Regions from separate parts of the Homo sapiens genome. Here region 2 is linked to region 1. Evidence: chromatin loops called from intact Hi-C (ENCODE). Cell type or tissue: endothelial cell of umbilical vein. All regions are shown on one strand.

Region 1 (8,000 bases):
TATTCCCGAGACTCACAATTTTCTGCCTTTGGCTCCAGGCAACACACATTTATTTTCAGCATTAACTGGAGCTTAACCCCAATGTTAAAAATTAGAATCTGCAGAAGTTAAAATTGGCCGCTTAAGGCAAATTCTCTCTCCCTCTCTCTGAAAGTATGAATTACTGCTTCTACTGTCTGGGTAAGATGAACTTGATATAATAGCCCCAATCTTGTTTGTTCCAATAGAATATTTCATACGGTCGAAGAAGGCTAAATTATGTGTTTTGAAATTCCCTGAAGCTGCAATTCAAGAAGTGTATAATTAAGCCCTGGCATTATTAAGGAGTAGAAAATATTTTTCTTCCAACTTTCCTATGGTTTAAAAACTATTCAGGCTTTGGATTTTTGTGATAGCAGACTAGGTGACACATTCTAAGAACTACCGTTAAATGGTGAACGAAAGTCAATGAATGTGGCCCTCCTGCTGGGAGTAAAAAGACTTTCTCACAGCTTTGCATTGGCAGCAGGCGTAGGTATTCCCTTCTTGGAGGCGGCCCTGAGAATCTGTGACAGGTGCGACACTTTTCAGCTACAGTGTCTGGAAAAGATATGGTTCAGCCTTCAGATCCCTTCCTGGCAGGGGTGACGAGAGTGGGCCGTGGCAGTCATTAAGTTCATTGTTTCAGTGAGATCCATACCTCCTTGAGAACTGCTTATGTTTCTCTAAAGAGATAACGTCACTAAAGGGTGAAGGCTTTTAAGGATAAAATCACACAAAAAAGAATATATTCTTGCATTGCTTAGATGTTGTTTTCCGTCCCTGGGGCTGTTATAACAAATTGCCAAAAACACGATGGCTTAAAGACAACAGAGTTTTATTCTTTCACAATTCTGTAGGTCGAAGTCTGAAATCAAGTGTGAGCAGGGCCACATGGGCCCATTCTGAAGACCCGAAGGAGAGTCCCCCTTTCCCTCTTCCAGCGTCTGGCAGTCCTAGGCCTTCTTTGGTTGACGGCAGCCTCACTTCCATCTGTGCCTGTGACTCACATAGCCCTCTTCTCAAAGTCTCTGACTTTCTCTTCTCTTAAAAGAACACCTCGGCTGGGTGTGGTGGCACACGCCTGTAATCCCAGCACTTTGGGAGCCCCAGGCAGGTGGATCACCTGAGGTCAGGAGTTTGAGACCAGCCTGACTAACATGGTGAAACCTCGTTTCTACTAAATACAAAAAAATTAGCTGGGCATGGTGGCACATGCCTGTAATCCAAGCTACCTGGGAGGCTAAGACAGGAGAATTGCTTGTGCCTGGGAAGGCAGAGGTTGCAGTGAGCCGAGACTGTGCCATTGCACTCCAGCCTGGGCAACAAGAGTGAAACTCCATCTCGAAAAAAAAAAAAAAGTAAAAAGAATCCCCAAAAAACCCCCACACCTGCTGTTGAGTTTAGGGCCTCTCCTCAATGCAGAGTGCTCTCATCTTGAGATAACTTAATGATATCTGCTGATAAAGATCCTTTTTCCCATAAGGTCACATTCACCAATACTGAAGATTAGGACATGAATGTATATTTTGGAGTCACAATTTAACAGACTTTAGATGTATATTTAAAAAATTCGGAAGATAACTAAGGGATTGATTACAATAGTTATCTATCTGGGGAGAGGGCGGAAAGAGAGGATAAGGCAGCAGAGGAGGAAGGGAGAATTTTGCTTCTATTTCATTCTTAAACAATTTAAAGTTTTGAGTCTGGTAAATCTGTCACTTAGTAAATAATTAAACAAGTAAATCTAATTTAAAATGATACATTTTCATTTTTATACTTTTTTTTTTTTTTTTTTGGGACAGAGTCTTGCTCTGTTGCCCAGGCTGGGGTGCAGTGGCACAATCTCGGTTCACTGCAAACTCAGCCTTCCCAGTTCAAGCGATTCTCCTGCCTCAGCCTCCCAAGTAGCTGGGATTACAGGTGTGCACCACCACACCCGGCTAATTTCTGTATTTTTAGTAGAGATGGTGTTTCACTATGTTAGCCAGGCTGGTCTCAAACTCCTGACCTCAGGTGATCTGCCCGCCTTGGTCTCCCAAAGTGCTGGGATTACAGGGGTGAGCCACCATGCCTGGCAGTCAGTTTCAATCTTTTTCAATCTTTTTTTTTTTTTTGAGATGAAATTTTGCTCTCATTGTCCAGGCTGGAATGCAATGGTGTGATCTCGGCTCACTGCAACCTCTACCTCCTGGGTTCAAGCAATTCTTCTGCCTCAGCCTCCTGAGTAGCTGGGATTACAGGCGCCCACCACCAGGCCCGGCTAATTTTTTTGTATTTTTAGTAGAGACGGGGTTTCACCATGTTGGCCAGGCTGGTCTTGAACTCCTGACCTCAGGTGATCTGCCTGCCTCGGCCTCCCAAAGTGCTAGGATTATAGGCATGAGCCACAGCATGGGGCCCAGTTTCAATCTTTTACCAATGAAAACCTGAACACAAAACAATAATTCTTAACCAATCATGATGAAACACAGTAACTTTTTTTTTTAATAAAAGGAAGAAGAAAGTGTTGAAAATTGACATCTATGTTTACATATCACAGCAACACAAAGTGCCAGCAAAAAAAAAAAAAGTGGAAAAATGAAAGTATCTTGGCCCCATGAGTTTTGCTCTGCTTCCCACTGTCATTTATTCAGTACATGTGTCACTAGATCCAGGACTTGCTCTAGAAGTTGGAGGAAGTCAATGGCACTGTGAGAAACGTGAATTACCAAGGGACTCTGTCATGTCCTTCGTTACTCATGTGACTTCCTTACATGAAAGGAAAATAGATCCTGGGGCCTCCAAATCACTCAGCTAAAGGGAAAAGTCAAGCTGGATCTGCTTAGGGCAAACCTGCCTCCCATTTATTCAAAGTCATCCCACTCTTCACTGAGATAAATGCATATCTGATGGCCTCCTTTGGAAAGGCTCATCAGAAACTCAGAAGAATGCAACCATTTGTCTCTTATCTACCTATGACCTGGAATTTCAGTATTAAACCAATGTTTATCTTGCATATATTGATTGATGTCTCATATCTCTGTAGAGACTACATGAAAATTTTGTTGTTGAAATAATTCGTTGTACTGAGCTTCAATTGAAATGCTTAAATACCTTGAAAACATTTCCATTTTTGCCTTTACTCAAATCAGGTGGTGGCTACTTTCTAATGAATGCAAATCCCAGTATGTGAAAAGTGTGGGTTAGGACAATAAAAGGGGAGGTGACACCATTTTAATGGTTTCTCAGAAGCTGTGCTCCGATGTCCTTGGGCACATGTCATCAGTACCTCCTGAGGTTATGTCACAGGTGCATGTCCTTAACTTTGGCAAAATAAACTTCCTAAATTAACTGAGATCTGTCTCAGATATTCAGGCTTCAGAGCTATGCCAGCTAACCCCTTATGCTGAAAACGAGGACTTAGAAGGAAAGGGCAAGAGAGCCAGACTTGCTTTTTCCTTTTTTTTTTTTTTTTTTAAGTCTTTCCTTATTCATCAATAAGCCAAAAGTAGAGGTTGTTAGTAGAAAATGTGTGCACCAAGAAGTGAAATAAAGACAGTTGAGTTCATGTGTTGTAGTGTTTCCAATGTTCTGCTAAGAATGAAATATATATGCATGTACAAGCCACAAAATACAAATTGTGTAATTTTGGTGATGCTGCATATGAGTTAAATGTACTTATGTTTGTATTTAAACGTGAAATTGCACAATATGAAGAGTAATGGTAAAATTCATGCTAATGATTTAAAATTGTATTCTTTCTTTACTCAAAACGACCTCAAGGAGCAAAGTAAAAACACCATAACAAATTGAGAGACTGTAGAAAAAGGGAAAAGCCTTATCTTTTACTACATTCCATGGCACGTTTCTCCTGCTTTTTGAATGAGAGCACTTACAGTTTCATTTTGCATTTGGCTGCAAAAACAGCGCAGCGCCCCCTGCAGGGAGCTGTATCACGGTGTTCTGATCAGCCTCTGGGGAAGTGGCCTCCTCTGGTCCAATCAGCTTGTGGACTGAGGATCACGTGATACAAAATATGGCCACCCCTGCATGAACCTGGAGCAACTGCCCTGGGTAGGTACCCGTACAAGGAAAGGCAATCCTTCAAGCAATAATCTTTTGGCAGTCTCCCTCACCTCTGTTCACCCCTGGGTATTTTTGGCATTGCTGTTTTTAATGATGGGGTGTGATGTTTCCTCAGCCTGTTAAACTTCATTGTGTTATTTTTTAACTGCTTCTGAGAAACTACTAAAATGCTGTTACCTCCCTTTTTATTGGCCTAAGCCACACTTTTCACATACTGGGCTTTTCATTCATTAGAAAGTAACCACTTATTTTGAGTAAAGGCAAAAATGGAAATGGTTTCAAGGTATTTAAGCATTTCAAGTGAAGCTCAGCACAGTGAATTATTTCAACAACAAAATTTCCATGCAGTCTCTTAGAAGAAAAATGTATCTTAACTAAATTTTAGGACTTCACATTTTGTTTTGTTTTGTCTTGGCTTATTTGTTATTTAAATGTGCGGATCTGTGAAATAACATCATTTCTTTTTAAAAGACAGCAGGTTCTAACTTTAGTACTTCCTGAGCAAAAAGAACTAAGGTTGCAGAAAGCTTCTCTTTCAGGCTGTCTTTCTGGCATTGCTGCAGGCAGTGCTGCCCTTGCTGGGAGGTCTCCACCATCCACATTAGCCTGCATGTCTCTGTCCCTTTGCTTCGTTTCCCACCTCTACCCACCTGCCCACCACACTCTCACACTTCCCCTGCCCAACCAGAATTGCCATCAGGGGCTATTGGTCCAATCCCAAATGCTAGTAACAGAACTGAAAAGCCCAAGTTTGAAGGGAATTTCTTCTTCCGTGAAGTCCCCTGGGAGAAAATTTTCTGGAAGACTCACCATCCCAGAGGCTACACAGCTCAGGACAACCCCTGTTCTTTTAAGGGAAAAGTGAAAGCCTGGACTTGTAGGTTTTCCCCACCAGTTTTCACATGGAGCTGATATCGGCATCTCTGCAAGGCCAGGAGGAGATTGAGTGACCTCTCTGGAACTCCGAAGTTTACTTTCCCTGCGTTTTCGTAACTTGTTCTCAGCTCTTTGAACTGCATCCAAGTGCCTAGTTCATGATGCCATAATTGCTCACCGGGTTCAAGGGCAGAGCTCTGGTTTCATATTGTAAAATTCAGTGCACCTGGGTACCACATAATAGCTGTGCTAAGACATGTGTGCATTACATCAGCTATGATTCATTCCTGTGATCTAGTTTAGACCACAATCTGATAACACAAACCAATTACTTAAACTGTTAGAAGATGCTTAACTGGAAAAAACATATCTTTAGTTTTCCTTCCAACTTTAGTCTAAACCATATATATATATGTTTTTATATATATATATATGTTCATATTCCATATATATGTATTCCAAATACTCTACATGAGTTTTAACAACAAAACTTGGGGGAATGGGATCTAAAATGTATTTCCCAGGTCTAGCTTGGATGGACTTCAGGGTCATTAACAAGCTGTGCCAAGCAGCATATGAAATCGGTGAGATAAGCTTTGATGCATATTAGCTGTGGGACCTTAAGCAAATGACTCATACTCTCTGAGCTAAAGTTTTCTTATCTGTGAAATAAGCATAGCAAGCCCTCCCCCTAAGGACTGTTGGGGTTAAATTAAATGGTAAAAGCTCCTTAGTCAGTACTCAATATAGGTTCAGTACAAATTGGTCTTTTTTCCTTTCCAATCATGGATACGTACCTGTTGGGCAAAGTAGGTTTCTCCTGGCCATGCCAGGGGACTTCTCACTGTGCTGCAGCCAAGGCTTGATTGAGATTGGCTCCTCTGGGTCTTTAGGGACATATCTTGATTGATATCAACCAATCACAGTTATCCTGTGTTAGGGCAACAAACTGCTACCCAAATCTGCAGCCTGGTGGCAGGGATTGAGTTAGGGGTGACCCAGGCAGTGCAAAGCTCAGCCATTTTTTTTTCTCCATTTGGACGTGAGCAAAGAAGCTGTGGCTCTGGTTACTGAAAAGGGTGAAACAAAGAATCTCCAACAGACAGGCGGGGGCTCTGTTTGAGCAAAGTCTCAACGGGACTCTTGTTTTATAGCACTATCTGCCATCCTCAAATACACCAGCTACCACTCTGGGCACCCATAAGAACAGAATGTCACTCATCTCTGGGTTTTCGATCCAGAGCTGCAAGTGGATGAGAATGGAGCTGAATCACATAGGACCCATTCGAGCACTTCCACCAGTTGAGCCTCTTCGAATGGATTTTAAGATCACCTCCTTCACACTAGCTGCATATGTGGAGCTTCCACTGTTAGACACAACACAATGGAATATGGCTGATATGGTTTAGCTCTGTGTCCCCACTGAAATCTCACCTCGAATTGTAACCCTCGAGTATTGAGGGAGGGACCTGTAATCCCCAGGAGTGGAGAGAGGGAAGTGATTGGATTATAGGGGTGGTTCCCCCATGCTGTTCTCCTGATAGTGAGTGAATTCTCATGAGATCTGATGTTTTTATAAATGATAGTTTTTCCTGCTCTCTTTCCCTGTCTCTCTCTCCACCCTTCTCCTGTCTCCTCTCTTCTCTGCCCTCCTCTCGCTCTCTCTCTCACCTCCTGCCATGTAAGATGTGCCTGCTTCCCCTTCTGCCACGATTGTAAGTTTCCTGAGGCCTCTTCAGTGGAACTGGCTGAAGAGGCTGAGGCAATTAAACCTCTTCTCTTTATAAGTTACCCAGTCTTGGCAGTTTTTTTTGTTTTGTTTTGTTTTGTTTTTTGAGACAGAGTCTCGCCTTGTCGCCCAGGCTGGAGTGCAATGCCGCAATCTCGGCTCACCGCAACCTCCGCCTCCTGGGTTCAAACGATTCTCCTGCCTCAGCTTCCTGAGTAGCTGAGATTATAGGTGCCTGCCACCATGGCCAGCTAATTTTTGTATTTTTAGTAAAGGCGGGGTTTCACCGTGTTGGCCAGGCTGGTCTCTAACTCCTGATCTCATGATCTGCCCTGGCAGTTCTTTATAGCAGTGTTATAACAGAGTAATGCAATGGCTATCTCTATTTTTACCTGCTGGTAGGAACCACAGGCAGAATGTTAAACCTCTGAGATCTCTCCAGACCATAAGAGTGGGTATAACACTTTCAGGATTGTGCCGTTTAACCCAGTAATCTAACTTTTAGACACATCTCCTGAGATACAGTCCTGAGAAAGAAAAAGGCTGTCTTTGTGAAAATGTTATTATAGCATTACCTCTGTATATATTTTGATTAAAATTAGAAAAGCATTACACTTAGTTGTAAAAACTGACAGTAGCAAAGGATTGAAAGTGAAATATATTAGCTCATTCCTTCCACATGACCCCTCCATGGCCTCACATCCCAGAGGTAGTATTATTCTAAAAAAATTTATTTACATAAATGAATATATTGGAGACATTTGTGTAAAAGCCTTAATTTGTGTTTAAAAATATTTAAGGGAGGCCGGGTACAATGGCTCATGCCTGTAATCACAGCACTTTGGGAGGCCAAGGTGGGCAAATTGTTTGAGGTCAGGAGTTTGAGACAGCCTTGCCAACATGGTGAAATCCCGTCTCTACTAAAAATATGAAAATTAGTTGGGTGTGGTGGCAAGTGCCTGTAATCTCAGCTACTTGGGAGGCTGAGGCACGAGAATCACTTGAACCCAAGAGACGGAGGTTGCAGTGAGCCGAGATTGCGTCACTGCACTCAAACCTGGGCGGCAGAGTGAGGCTCCACCTCAGGAAAAAAAAAAATTATAAGGGAATATCGAAATAATGAGGGATCCACTAAATTATACTGTAAGCAAAACAAAATAAAACCAACAAACCAACTAGCCCTAAAGCAACCTAAGTGCCATCAGTCTGGAACAGATTGATGAATTTGGTATCATCTAATGGAATGCTATATATCCATGACAAGGAATGAAGAAGACCTACATGTATTTTAACAGAAATGTGTCTAAGA
Region 2 (8,000 bases), 120 kb before region 1:
GGAAGAGCAGCAGATGCCCCAAGTCAAGCCAGAGCCTCTGTCAACACTGTTTATAATTAATTTCTCAAAAACTGGAGGCAGAGACGAGGTTGTACGTCCCAGCTCAGACACAAAAGTGGGCACCGTGTAAACGGGATTTATGGGCAATGATAAGGTAAGAAGGAAAAGAATCAAGTTGTGTTTACTGAGAGCAAAGTCCAGAGCTGCCTGGGGGAAGGAAAGAGGTCAGAACAAGGTGACGCCTGCCCACAAGCAGCTGGGGCGATGGGGAGACACCACCAGTGCAGAAAAAGGCAGAACCCACACAGAGGCTGCTGGCAGTGGGGACAGGCCCCAGTGTGTGGGGCACCAGATAGCGGGTAGGACCCGGCACAAGTCCCTGGCCTTTATGTCTCTGCTTTCTCTTCTGCCAAATGCGAGGCTGGGCTCTGTGATCTTTCAAGTCCCTCTGACCCTCCAACAGAGTGGAAAGGAGATTCAGAGCACACCACATGTGGGACTACAGGACCCACCTCTACGCAATGGGGACATGAACATCGCGGCTTGACGTCCTCCATGTCAGCGGCTCAGAGACAAAGCATCAGAGCCCGAGCCCAAGATCCAGGCTTCCCCTTCTGGCTAAGCCCCTCTTGGAAGGAGGGGCCCCGTGTTATTGACTCTGGCCAGTGGATCATGCTAATCCCTCCTCTGACCTTCATATCCCCTGGAACCAAAGGGCGGGGCCCAGATCAGGAGAGCAACCTGCATGGGAGAACGGCATGAATGAAACGTCAGGCACAGGGGCAACCCCCCAGTCACATCAATAACATGTTAACAGTGAAGCCACACAGCCCAGGCTCGGGGGCCCTCCATAAGCAGGTAGGAGAAGTGAGGCCCAGAGAGGCTACAGGACTTGCTTAACGTGATAGGGTTGTAGGGAGTTCCGAAAGGAAGGAAGAAGGGAAGGAGGGAGGGAGCCTGCAGAGAAGCCCAGCCGAGGATAAGTGAGTGCCACTTCCCCTATTGCCTGGGGTTCCCAGTGGCTGTCGCTGCCTGGCCCAGGCACACCCCCAGCCTGGAAACCCCTGTGGCCTCACCCCTCTCCAGATGGATCAGTGGTGGAGACCAGGTACAGGTGAATCAATCCACAGCGGACCCAGAGCTTGAGCTGGCCCAACCAGCTGCTTCTGAGACTTGGATGCTCAGAAACTCAAAAGCAGCCCAAGGGCAGGTCCTGCAAAGGGCTGCTGCGCATTGACTGGCAGCCACTCCTGGGCCAGGTATGTGCTGGTGGTGAGCAGCAGAGGCCGCGTGACAGAGCCAGCTGCACAGGTGAGAGGAAAGTCTAATTTTTGATGACCAATTCATTTCTCAAAGTTTGAGAAGATTCACTGTGCTCTCTTTCTGGATCATTCCAATAATCCTGCCCTGTTTTCTTCTTGAGCAAGTCTGAGGGTGTCTTAGATTCCTTTTTAGTCTTTGAGAACCTTCAGAGACCCAGGTTCCATCTTTACCAAGGAGAAAACTGAGGCCCAAGGAAATTGATTTATGTAACATGCTATTGTGCCAATAATTGAAATCTGTCTATGCTTGGTCAGAAGCTCTTTGCATAGGTATTTTTCTGACCCAAGAATGAAACGCATCCAGGTGCCCTTCCGAAATTGCAGTCTGCCCAGACAACTTTAAGGAATGAACTAACAACAGGGTGGGGGACAATTCCAAACACAGAGACAGGAAAATCAGGGCTTTTCTGATTTGATGGGAAGCTTCTTCAAAATGGGAGCAGATTTCAGCAAGAGATTCAAAGGCTCTTGAAATAAATAATAGCGGAATCTTTCTTTGACTGATGTCTTTTGTCCCCAAAGCCTCAAGTATGTTAAAAATCCCTCCTGTGAACTCACAACATGCTTGCTTTAAGAAAGGTGTAAGGCAGGCTAGTTATGACACCACAAAACAAGCCTCTCAAGAAGGCAGGCGCCGTTCTTAGTCCAATGTGTCGCCGGGAGTGCAGCTCACGTTTCTTTCTCCTCCGTCCAGATTCCCCAGCTTCCCTTCGGCAGCTGATGGCCTCACCAACGTGCATTTGCAGCGGTTTATTCACTGAGGCCCTGCGGACGTTGTCACTGGAATGCAGAGGCTTGGAGAGACGCTGAGCACAGCTTCCCGTTCAGCCGCTGCATGGCCTCAAGTGCCCTTCTCCTCTATTGGATTATCTGCTGATTACGGGGAGGTCAGGCCTTGGCAGGTGCAGAATCAGTGCCTGCAGGACACCTCAAAGGACAGTCCAAGCAGACCTGGTCATGCTATTAAGGACGCTGGCCTTAGTTTCTCTGTCCCAAGGATGTATGAAAGCCAGGATCTCTGTCACAGATCGAAGGCCATGGGGACATAGCCCAATGCAAACCTCAAAAGTAAACCAATTAGTGGTAGCCAGAGGCGGGGGCAGGGGCAACGGGTGTGGTCATGTAGTGAGTACAGGGTGCTCTTCCAGGGTGATGACGAAGTTTTGAAACGAGAGAGAGGCGGTGGTGACACAGGACCAAGAATGTACTCAATGCCCACTGCAGCGGTCAGCTGGAGGTTATGTGACTTTCACCTCGAAACCAAAACCAACAAACAAAAAGCTCACCAAACACACAAAGGGATAGGAACTTTGGAGAACCTCAGTCTGACGTGACCCCTGAAGACTTTCCACATGGTCCAGGCAGGAGGTGTGCAGGCAGAGCCTGCGTGGCCAGTCGCCCTGCGAAGAGTGGGTGACTCCGCTACCACCCATTTCTTCACTGCACCTTCAACTGTCGTGTGAATTTACAATCCCAAGAAAAAAAATTATGTTTACCTGTTCATTTTTACGTCTCCTGTTTGTGGCTCATGATTTATTCCCATTGGCCAGTCTAGAGGGGGTGTGGTACCAGCCCACGTGGTTCACGTGCCCCCCCAGGCACCCAGCTAAGCTAAAGGAACAGAGGAGTGGTTTAGGGGACACACAAATGCAGCCGGTCTGCAGGCTGGGCTCCGAGACTTTTTTATTTTTTATTTTTTTTTGGAGATGGAGTCTCGCTCTGTCGCCCAGGCTGGAGTGCAGTGGTGCAATCTCAGCTCACTGCAATCTCCGCCTCCTGGGTTCAGGTGATTCTCCTGCCTCAGCCTCCCAAGTAGCTGGGACTATAGGCGCCCACCACCACGCCCGGCTAATTTTTTTGTATTTTTAGTAGAGACAGGGTTTCACCGTGTTAGACAGGATGGTCTTGATCTCCTGATCTCGTGATCCGCCCACCTCGGCCTCCCAAAGTGCTGGGATTACAGGCATGAGCCACCGCACCCAGTCTTCTGATTCTTCTTAATCACCCTCTGAACTTGAACTTGAATGAAGTATTCTGGGTTTCTGAGTACTCTGAGATGAGTTTCTCATCTGTGAAACAGGCAGGGTGTTCCCAGGCCTTGAGCAGACACAACTACAGAGGGTGTTCAAGCCACCGGGGGCTGGAGCTCACCCTTCCCAGCCATCAGTGGGACAGTGGGAACAACCACAGGGGCAGGCCTTGTGGGGCCTCGATCTCCGCACCGGCTCCGTCCCCTAGCTGACACTCCCCGGAGGAGCAATCGGCCGTGCTCTGCTGCAGGCCTCCTGTTTCCTCAGTCATTCTGGTCTCAGGAACTGAGTCAGGGAGCATTTCTGCTGCCTCCTTCATCCTGAAGGACACCAGGCACCAGGATAAACTACCTCTGATGGTGATGACAGTGGGAGCAGGATCAGGTTAACAACTTGAACCCATGAGGTGGGAACTATGTGCAAATCACGAAATTTGCCACGGACAAAACTCGGGGCCTGGAAATGGAAACCCTGGGTAGCCGTGTCTCTCACTGACCCCCAGGCAAATCAGACTGTGACTATTCAGAGGCACCAAGAAAACACTACATGTATGCCTCTGGGAAAACAAGGCAAAACGAAAATCAGCTTAAAGTGTGGTGGCCTGTGGATGGTCTCTAACTGCTGTGGGGACCCACGCCCCCAAGCACCCCTACACCCCACCCAGAGGCACATGCAACGCTCTGCCCGCTGTATCCAGGGCAAGTCTGGGTGCACCTCCCTCACCGGGCTCCCGGAAGCCTGTGTGCCCGCCACGGAGACAAGCGGGCACCGCTGTGGGATGGCGGCACCCGTCCCACCCTCCCGTTCCTCTTCCCAGATGTCTTGCTGCCCCAGTAACTCTGGCACAGGGTCAGAAAAAGCAAACCACATGCGTGCCGCCCAAGGAACTGCTGGAGCCCGAGAGGGACCCCCATTAACCTCCTCCTGCTTTGCTCAGGATGGGGCCTGCTCTGGCGATGCCCCAAATGCAAAGTCCAGCGAGGCCAGTCCATGTGGGGGCCCAAAGAGAACCATGCCGCACAACCCCCTGGTGTCTCTCCAGTTTATCTACAGACAAGAACCAAGCTGCAGTGCTCGCCTTTGATTTTAGAAACCCCCGCTTTCTGACCAATGCCAGGCAGAAAGAATGCCAGGAATGTGGATGCCTTTCAGGAGGGTTCACCGCAGCCCAAAGAGACCACAGCCTCCAGGGCCAGGGGCTGCACTTATAAGGAAAGGCCTGCTGGTGGCCTCTGCCTGGGCTGAAGTGTTTCAAGTCGCTGAGGCCCCAGTGGGCGGAGGACTGACCCTGGGACCAGAGAACTCCTGAATTCCTCACGTCACTATGAAAAGCCCTGAGCCTCCTCCTGAACATCTCAAACCTTCTCTCCATCCTAAGGCACAGGCAGATACTGGAAAACAAAGAGACAGGACAGAAAGGGTGGGGGGAGAAGTTGAAATAAAATCCAATCAGCTACCCTCAGTTTACAGGATTTAAAGAAAAACCTGAAACAGTGCAAGTAGCTGCCTGCTTTATTTAGAAGGGCTTTTAAAATTCCAACGTGGCCCAGAAAGGAATCCCACTGTGAGCTGCGGCTTCTCAACTCCCCCTTTGGCCTTGAGCATCCAAACGTAGCGTTTACTTAGATCCAATCCTTTCTACTTGGTGGGGAAAGACTTGTATGTTGCTTTTCTAAAAAACTGGAGGCTGTGCCCGCCCTATGAGGTAGGTGATCCTATCCAACCGACTTTACAAAGGAGGGTGTTCCTTCTATTGCCAACCAGGAGTATAAAAGCCAAGAACAGCCAAGAAAACCTCCAGGAACATTTTACCAGAACACCATTTAATCCAGCTCTTCCTCACAAACACCAGCTGAGGCTTCCTTGGAACATTTTTTGCCAGCGTGTTTCAAGGACAAATGCTCCCCTGACGCCCCAGGGAGGGTGACCTCTAACCGCGGGTCCATCCCCATCTCGTCGCAGGGCGACGTGAGAACAATCCCTCCTTTGTGTACACACCACCCAACCTGGGCTCTGTCCCGCGGCTGCTGGGGTGGGGGAGCTGCTAGCCTGGCTTCTTGGAAGAGTGAGAACGTTCCACGGGTGGCAACAGAAAGTGGATTCGCTGAAAAGAGAAACACGGGGCTGTTCTGGGAATGCGCCGGGGCCGGGCTTCTGGATGCCAGGATGACAAATGACCTTCCCACACTGGGGACAACACTGTGGGCTTCGAGGACAGGAGGAGAGCGCCATGAGGGACAGGCCTGCAGTGCCTGAGAAAGGTCAAGTGTCACCAGAAGCTTCCAGAAGCATTCTCCCTCCTGCAGCTGCTCTGCACACGTTTGGGGCCTGTGTCCCCATGAGTCCGGCACCTTGGTCATGACATGGTAAAGCGGGTCCAGGTATGGCAACCCACTCACACCATGCCTGCACTGCCTACCTGGTACAGCCGCAGCCTCTCGCCATCAGAGAAGTCCCAGGACACGGCCTTCTGTCCAGGAGAGAAGGGAGACGCTGCAAGACAAGAAGGAAACACGAGTGAGCTTCAGTCCTGTCCAGCGCAGAACTCAGGCCTGCTTCCCGCCAGGGCCCCTTCACATCCTGGAGGACAGACGGGCTCTGCAGTGCATTTCCACAGCAGGTGAGGATGGTGGTGGACGCTGCCACGCGGCCCCCAGGTCCCCTTCTGAAGCCAACTCTGGAGAGTGGCCAGCGGAAGGACCTTCACCGGGGGCCACCCAGAACTGTCTCACTGGAAAGAGCCCTTTTGAGGCCACATCAGCCCCCTTCCTGGGCCAGCCTGCACCCAATGACCAGGCCAGTGACTAGCGCGGGGTAACAAAGCCTGCCCCTCACCCTACTCCTGAATCAGGGTGACTCGGCAGTCTGGCCCAGGCCAGAGCTCCTGTGGAGAAAGCGACAGGCTGCATGGAGGCTGCATCCCAGCCTCACTGTCCTCTTCCCCTGCTGCTGTGCTCCCCAGCAAACCTAAACGTCCTGCCCAGTGGCCTCTGCATCACGTTCCGCTTCACAGGGAGCCCTGCCTGTGACAATAGCTTATTGTGCCTTTTCTCACCCCAACAATGAGTCTCCCATCACCTGCCATTACTTCTGCTGCAATGACTGGCATTGTGAGCGCAACAGAAGCATCTTATCAGCTGCGCCCTGAAGATGAACCCCAGACACACCGCAGCAGTGGGGTCTCCTCCTCAAGTCACACGGCGCTGACATCACTACAGAGCCGGCGCCTTTGAGAGCAGAACCAGCCAACATCAATGCGACAGACGGAACTGCAGGTGCCACCACGACGCCCTCCCCCTCAGGCTGACTTCCTCCACAGGAATAACAGAGTGGGCCCCGGGGCCTTCAGAGGAATCCAGGACCTCATCAGACTGTGAAAGAAGGAGTGGGAACTTCCTTCTGGACACCTTCCCTCAATCATGGCCACTCATCCTCTGCAGGAACCAGACAGCCCAGAACAGACCTCCATCCATGTAAATATTTAACATGCAATTAAAAGGAGCGTCACAATCACCCAAGAAGGAAAGAATCATTCCCTGTGATGCTAGGACAACTGGCTGGTGTTCAGAGCACAGATCCCCCCTCTCAGGGCTTCAACTCACACCCAAAGACAAAATGAATTCCAGATCAATAGAAGGGTGTGGAGGGGAAGAGGGAGGGAGGAAAGGAAACCGCCCAATAGGTAATAGAAAATCTGGTTGTATAGTTGATCTCTACGTAGACACGGACCTTCTAAGGGTACAAGCGATGTGCAAAATCACACAGGCAAAATGAAAAGAATCAATGAACGCTACGAAAAAGGCCGCAACAATGTGACAAAATATATGCACAAACACAAAAGATCTGAAACCAGAGAAGACAAAAACAAAGGGTGGGAAGAGACAGGCGGGACTGCAGGTGCCACCACAGCTCCAACACAGCCACCTGCACCCAAGCTGATTTTCTGGACAGGAATCACAAGGCGGCCCCATTCTCGGCAGAGAAGGCAGGACGCCGCCATCCGTCCATCCCTCTCCTTTGAAATGGGTCTACCATGTTGCTCAGAGCTCTTCAGAATGTCTCTCAAAGTACTCGTTCTCCAAAGAGTCATGTCAAGACAGAACAGTTGAAAATCTCATCATCTTAAAAGACATAAAAGGGCACTGAAAAAAACCTGGGGGAAGTGAAACTACGAATGAGGCTGGCTTCATGGTATATGTCCCTGCCTTTTTCAGACTTCCGCAACTTCTCCCATTTCCTCTACCGTGAGCGTGCATTTCCCATTTTTTCTTTCTGATTCTAAAAGCCACTGCACCAGCATCTCTGAGAACCTAGTGCCTCTTCTTTCCTTTGTACCCCAAGCCCCTATGCCGTGGTCAGGGTTCTCAGAATCTCCATCCTGAATTCTAGGCAGGCACCGGCACTGCTGGGCCCCTTCATCAGGCGGGTCCATCGCAAGCCGTCATAAAGGACAGATGGGAACAGCCTCAGTGGGTATCCGCCTCCAGTGGCTGCAGTTACTACTGGGCCAGTGAGGAAATGAGGCGGGGGGCGAGTCCAGTGACACAGAACGGATCACCCCAAGAGAACGTGTGGCCCGAACATCAGCTCTGACGGGGGCTTCGAGAAACCGACCCCCGGGGCTCATCTCAGCCTCCTCACTCTGCCG

The links. Hi-C counts contacts between places; a loop is a spot of excess contacts. Peaks named below come from ENCODE experiments on the same cell type or tissue, not always from the same donor. Only the 100,000 strongest peaks of a DNase experiment are listed, where the experiment ranks them.
Region 2: a loop joins it to region 1, with 5 times the contacts of the local background. A loop is called at or near these places in 8 of 110 quality-filtered maps.

What each region holds. Positions count from the first base shown.
Region 1 is chr2:234,877,835-234,885,834 of GRCh38, reverse strand. All of the region lies in intron 2 of LOC101927896 (a long non-coding RNA gene), which reads left to right. Among named protein-coding and RNA genes, the nearest start is that of SH3BP4, 70 kb to the left of the region's middle. In endothelial cell of umbilical vein, a CTCF peak has its summit at 3,949 (motif pointing left); DNase peaks (open chromatin) are centred at 3,944, 5,154 and 5,544; H3K27ac peaks cover 2,209 bases.
Region 2 is chr2:234,993,148-235,001,147 of GRCh38, reverse strand. SH3BP4 (SH3 domain binding protein 4) reads right to left here. Exons shown (of 6, transcript NM_014521.3): 2 at 5,772-5,845. Among named protein-coding and RNA genes, the nearest start is that of SH3BP4, 45 kb to the right of the region's middle. RefSeq lists enhancers at 948-1,624, 1,740-2,369 and silencers at 3,469-3,763, 4,389-4,683. In endothelial cell of umbilical vein, a CTCF peak has its summit at 4,542; DNase peaks (open chromatin) are centred at 3,637 and 4,517; H3K27ac peaks cover 3,886 bases.